Regions from separate parts of the Homo sapiens genome. Here all the other regions are linked to region 1. A link is a contact called in ENCODE Hi-C or POLR2A ChIA-PET data. All regions are on one chromosome and are shown on one strand. The core of a region is the stretch at or near the end of the contact, and the rest is flanking DNA. Distances in the headings are between cores, read along the strand shown. Region 1 overlaps STK38L (serine/threonine kinase 38 like). Region 2 has its middle 24 kb from the start of STK38L. Region 3 holds the start of BMAL2 (basic helix-loop-helix ARNT like 2).

Region 1 (2,526 bases), core at 19-2,518:
TTTAAAATTCCTTGGAATCTTTGTCATTTCTATTTTATCAAAATTACAGTATAAACTAGTAACTGAAGTTTATATTATGAATTATTGCAAACATACACAAAGTTATGGAGAAAAATACAAGGAACATTCATGTGTCTACTGCATATCTTTACCAAGTCTCTCCCTGTTACCTCAGATTTTCTTTAAGTGACAGAACATTGCAGGTAGAGTGAAGATGCCTTGGTAATCCTTCCCTTTCCTCTCTCCCAGAAATGACCATTATCCTGGATTTCGATTTATTGTTTTAAAGCATGTATAACCTTACATTGAATAGTGTCTTGCCTTTTATAAAGCATTTTACCTCTTTCGTTTGATCTTCACAACTCTTGAAGTATTTACTTCACTTCTAAATATGTATAACCCACCAAATTATCCCAATTTCACTTAATACAAAGCTATAAAGTATGAAGTGAATTAGTGTTTCATGATTTACAGTGTATCATCTCATTAGAAATAGAGTCCTGAGGCATGTGTGTGAAAACTTCACACCCCGCTTTGTTCCTCGATTTAATTTAAAGTACGAGTAATTACTCGTACTTTTAAAAGTATAAAGTATAAAGCACTTTGGGAAGCTGAGGTGGTAGCATCTCTTGAGCCTAGGGCTTTGAGACCAGCCTGGGTAATAGAGCAAGACCTCCATCTCAAAAAACACACACACACACAGCAGTAGGAGAACTGGAAGGAACCACACACACACACACACACACACACACACAGCAGTAGGAGGACTCGAAGGAACCTCAAAGGGTTAAATAGTCTTTAACTCCCTGATTTTAGTGAAACCGCCTTAAAACCAACTCAAAGGTAAGTTTTCTGTTCATTTCAAAGGACATAATTGAGGAAGGAAGAGCTGTCTACCCTGAGTAATGTTTTCTGGAATGACAAATGAGTAAAGAAATCATGGAGATATCTTATCTCATAATTCTTTAAAAATTAAATAACCATGGAGTTTGCATATAATTTTAAAAATTTAAAGCAAATTCCCACTCCAGTTCCTCCTGACCAATTTTTCCAGCTATTTGAGCAGTATTTTTTGCTCCTTGGAAGGGGATATAGTGCTTATCCTGTTTATTCAAGTAAAATTTAAAAAAAAGATAAAACTTTCTCCCCTTAAAAAAAAAAGTCTAGAGCTGGTAAAAATTTCTGACTCAGTAATTTTGGAAAGAATTGCCTCTTTCCACAAATAGATGAGCTTACATACTAGGTCTTCCAAGTGGACTAGTAAATTTCCGTGATGTCAGGAAACTGGGTGGAGTTTTTATGGATGCAAGTCCAGTGGAGGAGGGACTTTTCAGGTCATGTATAAGGAGAGTAGGATCAGATTCTGGTTTTGAATAACCTATAAGCCACAAAGCATGGGGATTTCCCATTGGGTTAATCTAGTGCTGGCCACAGTTTAGGCATATGATCTAGAGTAGCTGCTGCAATTAAGAGATGCTTGCTTATGGGATCTTTGCCCTTTTATTGGAAGGCTGTAAGTGTAGCCCAGCCTTGATTTATAAACCAACTTGACATAATCACTATTTCTTTTCACACAGACTTCTGAATAGCTGTCACTAAATTTTGATTACCACCAGGCATTTAGTTAAGCTAGAGCTGAACTATTTGATCTGTTAGTTTTTATTGGGCACTGCAGCCCACACTGATCTTCCCCTGTTCTAAAGCCCTGCTTGTATCAGAAAGGTCCACCCAGGCTAATTGTTTATATGCTAATTGTTTATATGGGTTAGTCTTAACTCTTTTTTCGACAATTTTATAGGATCTTAGCATGCTCATATCATGTCTCCTACTATTTGGGTCTCTTCCTACTGTCATATTGCTTGGTACATTGATAGGTGCTAGTACCTAAAGCCTTACCTAAAGCCGATGAAACTGTTAGCTTAGTTGGCTTCTTCCAGGTTTGTCTTTATTTGGTCACCCTGAAAGCCTAAGTGTCTTGCAAATACTATCTACTAGGTTTGTTGAATATCTCATTTTGTTTTCTATAATCAATAACAATGTAAGCTTGGATGCAATTTTTTAAAAGTACTTTAAAAACCTTAACTCTCAGTTTGGATACTTGTCCCCTAGCTGACAGAAATACCTTGGCAAAGTAGCTAAAGTCAGCCCTGAAGCTGAAATCAGCTGAGGCTGGATAGTTTAAATCATGCTTTTCCTCTTCTCAAAAGATGATAGGGACCAAATCAAAATCTCAACAGTAATTTAAATTGAACTTTCCAAGTAGATTTCTAGAATTCATATGAAAAAGTATAATAATTTGGAGGATAAAAAAGGAAAAAGAGTAGGGGCCTGCCCAAATAGATGTCAAAATACAGACAGTCCCTGACTTATGAATTTTCAACTTTAGGTTGGGTTTATTGGGATATAAGACCATCGAGGAGGTCATTATGATTTCTACTGAATGTGCCTCATTTTCGGACCATCATAAAGTGGAAAAATTGTAAGTTGGGGAATGTCTGCTCTGCTGCCACTATTAAATGCACTTTC
Region 2 (2,526 bases), core at 17-2,516, 58 kb before region 1:
ATTATTATACATAATTCTGTGAGGAATAACTGCATAACTCTCTCACACTTCTGATTATTTCTTAAGGGTAAATATTCATAGACGAGAATGAACATTGTATTTTGATATCACTTGTTTCTGCCTGCCTAGAGTTTCTTCTCATTTTCACATGATAGAACTGACCTCCTACCTCACTCTCTCATTGCCTTTTAGTATCTGCCTCTCCCACAACTGGTAAAATGTTTCATCACATGGCTGGGACTGATCAGAGTGCCCTGTCTCCTACCACTCCAGGCACAGTGACTGGTCCAGGAGTGAGCATATGATCTAAGTAGGGCCAATAAGAGGGAAATTTTCTAGGTCTGATAATAACTCTTGGATGAAAACATCTCTTTCCTTCTGAAATTCTTAAATGGCACCAAAAATCATTTAAGGTTGGGACTGATGAGGGCCCTCTTGATGCCAACATGGAAGAAAGCAGAGCTAAATAATGAAGTGACAAAGGGGGATTCCTACTGACATCTTTTTTCTCTTTCTTTCTTTCTTTTTTTTTTGAGACAAGGTCTCACTGTCACCCAGGCTGGAGTGCAGTGACGCGTTCATGGTTCACTGCAGCCTCAAACTCTTGGGTTCAAGCCATTCTCCTGCTTCAGCCTCCCCAGTGGCTGTGATTACAGGTGTGCACGTCCATGCCTGGCTAATTTATTTTTATTTTTGTAGAGATAGGGTTTCACTATGTTGCCCCAGCTCGTCTGGAACTCCTGGCCTCAAGCGATCCTCCTGCTTCAGGCTTCCAAAGTGCTGGGATTAGAGGTGTCAGCCACTGCGCCCAGCCTGATGCCATCATTTCAGTTCCTGGTCTCAGCCATGACCGAAGCAAGGTGCTTCCCTAGACTTGTCCAATTATTTGACCTAATAAATTTCCCTGTTTATTTAAACTAATCTGAACTGGCTTTCTGTCTTTGGCAATCAAGGCTCTTGACTAATGTAACTATTGTTAAGGTTTTGATATGTATTTCCAAATTACCTCCCAGAACTACATTGCCAAATACACATGTGGAATGTGGAATTTTAAATTGAATTAATGTTAATATTGCTGCAATGTATCAGTGTAGAATTACAGTATGAGTCAATCTATCTTTTTTTCGTATTTCCATACCCTCATGAGTAAAGCAAAACATCTCAAACAAATCATCACACTCAAGTAAGTAAAGGTGGAGACTGTGATGAATAGAGATCAAGCTAGGTTTATATTATGCCCAGACATCAGGCTGAGTACAAGCCCTTGCTGTCAGGGAGGGGGAAATAAGGTCCATGTACCCTGTAGCCAGTTACACAGTGTGTCTCTAATACCTTTACTTTCTTCCCACATGCAGAAGTGAAAGTTAAGAGAAGTCTGAAGAAGGAGTCAGTTCCAAGAAAGGAGTTAAATTATTCAAGAGTAAGTTGTCAACTTCAAGTCAGTGAGCCAAGGCAGAGTAGTTCATAAAGAAACTGTGACTAGACTAGGTGGTACTCAGTTTCTGAGACAGATTTCTGAGCCAGGCCTGTGGGCAGCTGTACGAGGAGATGGGTTGGGGAGGGGTGATTTTAAAAGGATGCTAAATAACACTGGCAAAACCAAATCAACTCCACACACCAGTGAGATGAACTGGAAAACAGTGTTCATTACTCCAGTTTTTCTATCAACTCCTTATGTAGCTGTGGAGCTAAAAACTGGCTCCAGTCTCACTGAGGTAGACACTATCCTTTTTTTATTTTTTTTAATGGAGACAGAGTCTCGTTGTGTCGCCCAGGCTGGAATGCAGTGGTGCAATCTCTGCAACCTCCACCTCCCAGGCTGAAGCAATTCTCATGCCTCAGCCTCCTGAGTAGCTGGGACTACAGACACACACCACCATGCCTGGCTAATTTTTGTATTTTTTAGTAGAGATGGAGTTTCAGCATGTTGGCCAGGCTGGTCTCAAACTCCTGACCTCAAGTGATCCACTGGCCTCAGCCTCCCAAATTGTTGGCATTACAGGCATGAGCCACCACGCCCAGCAGCACTATTCTTTTAAATAAAATTTGTACGATGCTATTGATTTGGACTGGGCCTCTACAGATCAAACCAAAATGGAGTCACTCATGCTAAAGTTTCATGTCACCAAACAGAAACTAAGTCATCTACCTTTCAAGAAACTAAGGGGGAGAGAGAGAAAGAGGGAAAGACAGCATAGCCAAATCCCCTAACAGGCCAGTTTTAGCTGGCATGATAAAGGAGTACCCCCTGCTTTAATCCGATAAGGAAAGTAACTTTGAAATGACCGATTCACTTTTTGTTCCTTATTTCTGCTTTTTTTTAACCCCTTTTCTGCCTATAAAGCCCACCTCTTCTGCTTAGCTCATCAGATCACCTTTTCTAAATTTTTTATTTTATTGATTGATTGATTTTGGGTAGAGATGGGGGTCTCTCTCTGTTACACAGGCTGTTCTCAAACTTCTGGGATCAAGTGATCCTCCTGCCTTGGCCTCCCAAAGTGTTGGGATTACAGGCATGAGCCATGG
Region 3 (2,526 bases), core at 8-2,507, 55 kb after region 1:
CTCCTAAGAAGGAGACCTAACTTTTATGGTCTTGCTTCTACTATCTACTAGCTGAGTGATCCTGGCCAAAATACTCGACATCTCTGAACTTCTGTTTCTCTACTAAGACAGGAATTAAGAAAGAGGTTGTGAGGCTCACTGAGCCGATAAGGGGGAAAATGCATTGTAAGCAAGGCCATGTATAGAATAGTATTTACATTTTAACCCAGATCTTAAAGCCCAGGTCTAATTAATTCTACCTGTTACCCCTTGGTAAACCACCTCAAAATAGTGTACACTTGTCTGGAAAGCCAAGGTTTGATCACATTCGGGAAACCCTGTATGGAATTACTGTTTCTAGCTGCCAGGAGAAGTTGGTGTTGGTAGAATTTGGGGTGGAGTTCCAAGTCAAAGCTAGGAATGAGACGTTTCAAGACTGGTTTTGATTAGGGATGTGTCTTGGTGTGTGTTGAGGACAGCACAGTTTTCAGCACGTCTCCCTTACCTCTAAAGTCCTAGCCCCTGCTTAAGCCTGCAACAGTTTTCTCCTGTCATGCCCACTTCTGCTTGGGAACACACTTCCAAACCCTCTGCCCAGCCTCTCACAATGGCCCTAAGTACTGCCCTGAGGACACATAAGGTGCTGGTTAAGACGTTGGAATTGAGTCCTTGTAGGAAAGTTATTACCTTTAGGCTGGTTGCAAAGTTTGATTTGGTGTCTTCTCTACTGTGACTTTCCTTTACTTACTTCTACTAGATTACCAAGGAATGGGTCTAGGGACCAGTGGGAGGGCAGCAAACCAGTGTATTCTAGACACGTGGCCATAGGATGTAGGGCTGTCAAGTGATGCCCAAAAGATCTTGTTTCTGGATTTACCCAACCGTTCCAGGAGGCAAAACGGCTTCCTCGGGACCCTCTCTCTGTCATCTACACTCTCGTCTCTGCAGCTAAGCCCTTCCTTAAGCAGAAAAGAGCAGGGTCTCTCGTCCAGCACCCTCCTCCCCAACCCTAGCCCCGTGCCCTCCGCTAACCCACCGTGCAATTATCTTCATTCATCCTTTACCTTTGCCCCGAGGGTCTAACAACTGCAATCTTCGGAATGCTGGGACAAAGCTTACTATGAGCATGGAAGCCTGTTTTCAATAGGGTGGTTGCTAGAAGGACTCAACTGGCCTTTTAGTGCTTTGCTGCTCGCGGGAGGGCTCGGCGGGGCGGTGTCCGCAGCGACTCCGCCCTTGGCCCGGGTCTCTTTCCCGCCGGGAAGCCCCGCGGCGCCCAGAGCGGCGGGCGGCTGGCTCCAGTCCGCATGCTCAGTAGCTGCTGCCGGCCGGGCTGCGGGGCGGCGTCCCGTGCGCGCCTACGGGCTGCGGTGGCGGCCGCCGCGGCACCCGGCAGGGCCCGCCAGTCCCCGCTTCCCTGCTCCAGAGCCGCCGCCTGGGCCGGGGCAGGGCGGGCCCGGGGCTCCTCCATGCTGCCAGCCGCGGGGCTGCGGAGCCGACCAAGTGGCTCCTGCGATGGCGGCGGAAGAGGAGGCTGCGGCGGGAGGTGAGGTTGCCGGTGGCGAGGCGACGGCCCCAGGTGGGCGCGCGGCGTCTGACGCGCTGGGGGCGTCCCCGCGACGCCAGGTCTGCCCCCGCTGCCCCGAGGGAAGCGCCCGCGCCTGTCCTCTCGGGCCGGAGCATCGCCTCCGAGGGGCGGTGGGACAAGGCCGCCCCGTGGGGCACAGGTGCGGCGCGGCGCCCGGCGCGTCCTCCCGGGGAGCGGGACGCGGGGAGGGGAGCTGGGGTCGCCGCCGGCGCTCAGGACGCGGTGTCTTGGTCCCGGGCCGGGCGCATTGGCGAAAGGGAGCCAGCGGGGGACCTTGCACCCGGCGCTGGGAGCATCCGCCTCCACCCACTGCTGGGCGCCCGCGTCGGCGTCGGCATGGCATGCACTGCTGCGGGGACTTCCTATATTTCTTCTTTCTTTTGTGTAAACCAGTTGTCAGCAGCCTCGGACCTAGCCCGGTTCCTGTGAACCCCTCCCCTCTGAGCTGATAATACTCGCGGCTTCCCGGCTTGAACCGCTGCCCCGCGGTGGAGCGCGCAGGTGGGCAGGTGCGCGTGGACGCGGGGCCACACTCCGGGATCGCAGCCCGCTCCGCGACAGCCCTCCATAAGCGACAGGCGGCTCGTGTCTTTCACCGCTGAAGCTTCAGGAAAGCCGTCAGTGGAGTTAGCTTGTTCGATTATGTATTTCTGTGGTATTTTTGTGAATGGAGTTGGAAGTTTGCGGTGCTTTTTCCTTCTCGCTAGTATTCACTGGCAGTATTCTGTAGTTCCTTACAACGGGGCCTTTGGGACCACTGCTCACAATTACGGAATGAATACAAAATAGCTGTTGTTTAAGACAAATGAGAGGCAGGAAAACAGAAATAACTGAAGGAAGACTGGCAGAGAAGTTCAGGGAAGCAGTTAATTCTCCCCTTTCCTTTTGGAATAAGATGATAGAGTTTTAGATTCTTCTCTGAAATAAGGCAATGAGAGGAGGTGGCTTTCGAAATTCTA

What was found. Hi-C counts contacts between places; a loop is a spot of excess contacts on that map. ChIA-PET counts read pairs that join two places held with the same protein, here RNA polymerase II (POLR2A). Pooled maps may share reads with other maps.
Region 2: a pooled map shows a loop between it and region 1 (3-fold over the local background). The contact joins two enhancer-like sites. A Hi-C loop is called at or near these places in 1 of 168 maps with a recorded cell type or tissue (K562), 9 of 37 single-sample maps with no recorded cell type and 5 of 50 pooled maps. POLR2A ChIA-PET finds 5 or more read pairs at or near these places in 4 of 52 experiments (GM12878, PC-3, activated B cell and 1 more).
Region 3: a loop to region 1 is called in a pooled map, with 4 times the contacts of the local background. The contact joins the promoter of BMAL2 here to the enhancer-like site in region 1. A Hi-C loop is called at or near these places in 2 of 37 single-sample maps with no recorded cell type and 5 of 50 pooled maps. POLR2A ChIA-PET finds 5 or more read pairs at or near these places in 7 of 52 experiments (GM12878, MCF 10A, OCI-LY7 and 4 more).

The regions. Positions count from the first base shown.
Region 1 is chr12:27,276,668-27,279,193 of GRCh38, forward strand. The region is part of intron 1 of STK38L (serine/threonine kinase 38 like); the gene reads left to right. Among named protein-coding and RNA genes, the nearest start is that of STK38L, 34 kb to the left of the region's middle. RefSeq lists an enhancer at 1,438-1,487. Within about 2 kb of position 1,269, at least 7 of the 41 ENCODE cell types and tissues checked have a DNase peak (open chromatin) inside an H3K27ac peak, as active enhancers do; they include GM12878, where a contact is called at or near this core.
Region 2 is chr12:27,219,050-27,221,575 of GRCh38, forward strand. No RefSeq gene overlaps it. Among named protein-coding and RNA genes, the nearest start is that of STK38L, 24 kb to the right of the region's middle. RefSeq lists enhancers at 1,153-1,202, 1,343-1,512, 1,533-1,602. Within about 2 kb of position 1,267, at least 2 of the 41 ENCODE cell types and tissues checked have a DNase peak (open chromatin) inside an H3K27ac peak, as active enhancers do; they include GM12878, where a contact is called at or near this core.
Region 3 is chr12:27,331,579-27,334,104 of GRCh38, forward strand. BMAL2 (basic helix-loop-helix ARNT like 2) reads left to right here and starts at 1,258. Exons shown (of 17, transcript NM_020183.6): 1 at 1,258-1,525. The coding sequence starts at 1,495. LOC124902906 (a long non-coding RNA gene) reads right to left here and starts at 1,219. Exons shown (of 2, transcript XR_007063255.1): 1 at 1,044-1,219. RefSeq lists silencers at 1,142-1,611, 1,632-1,751.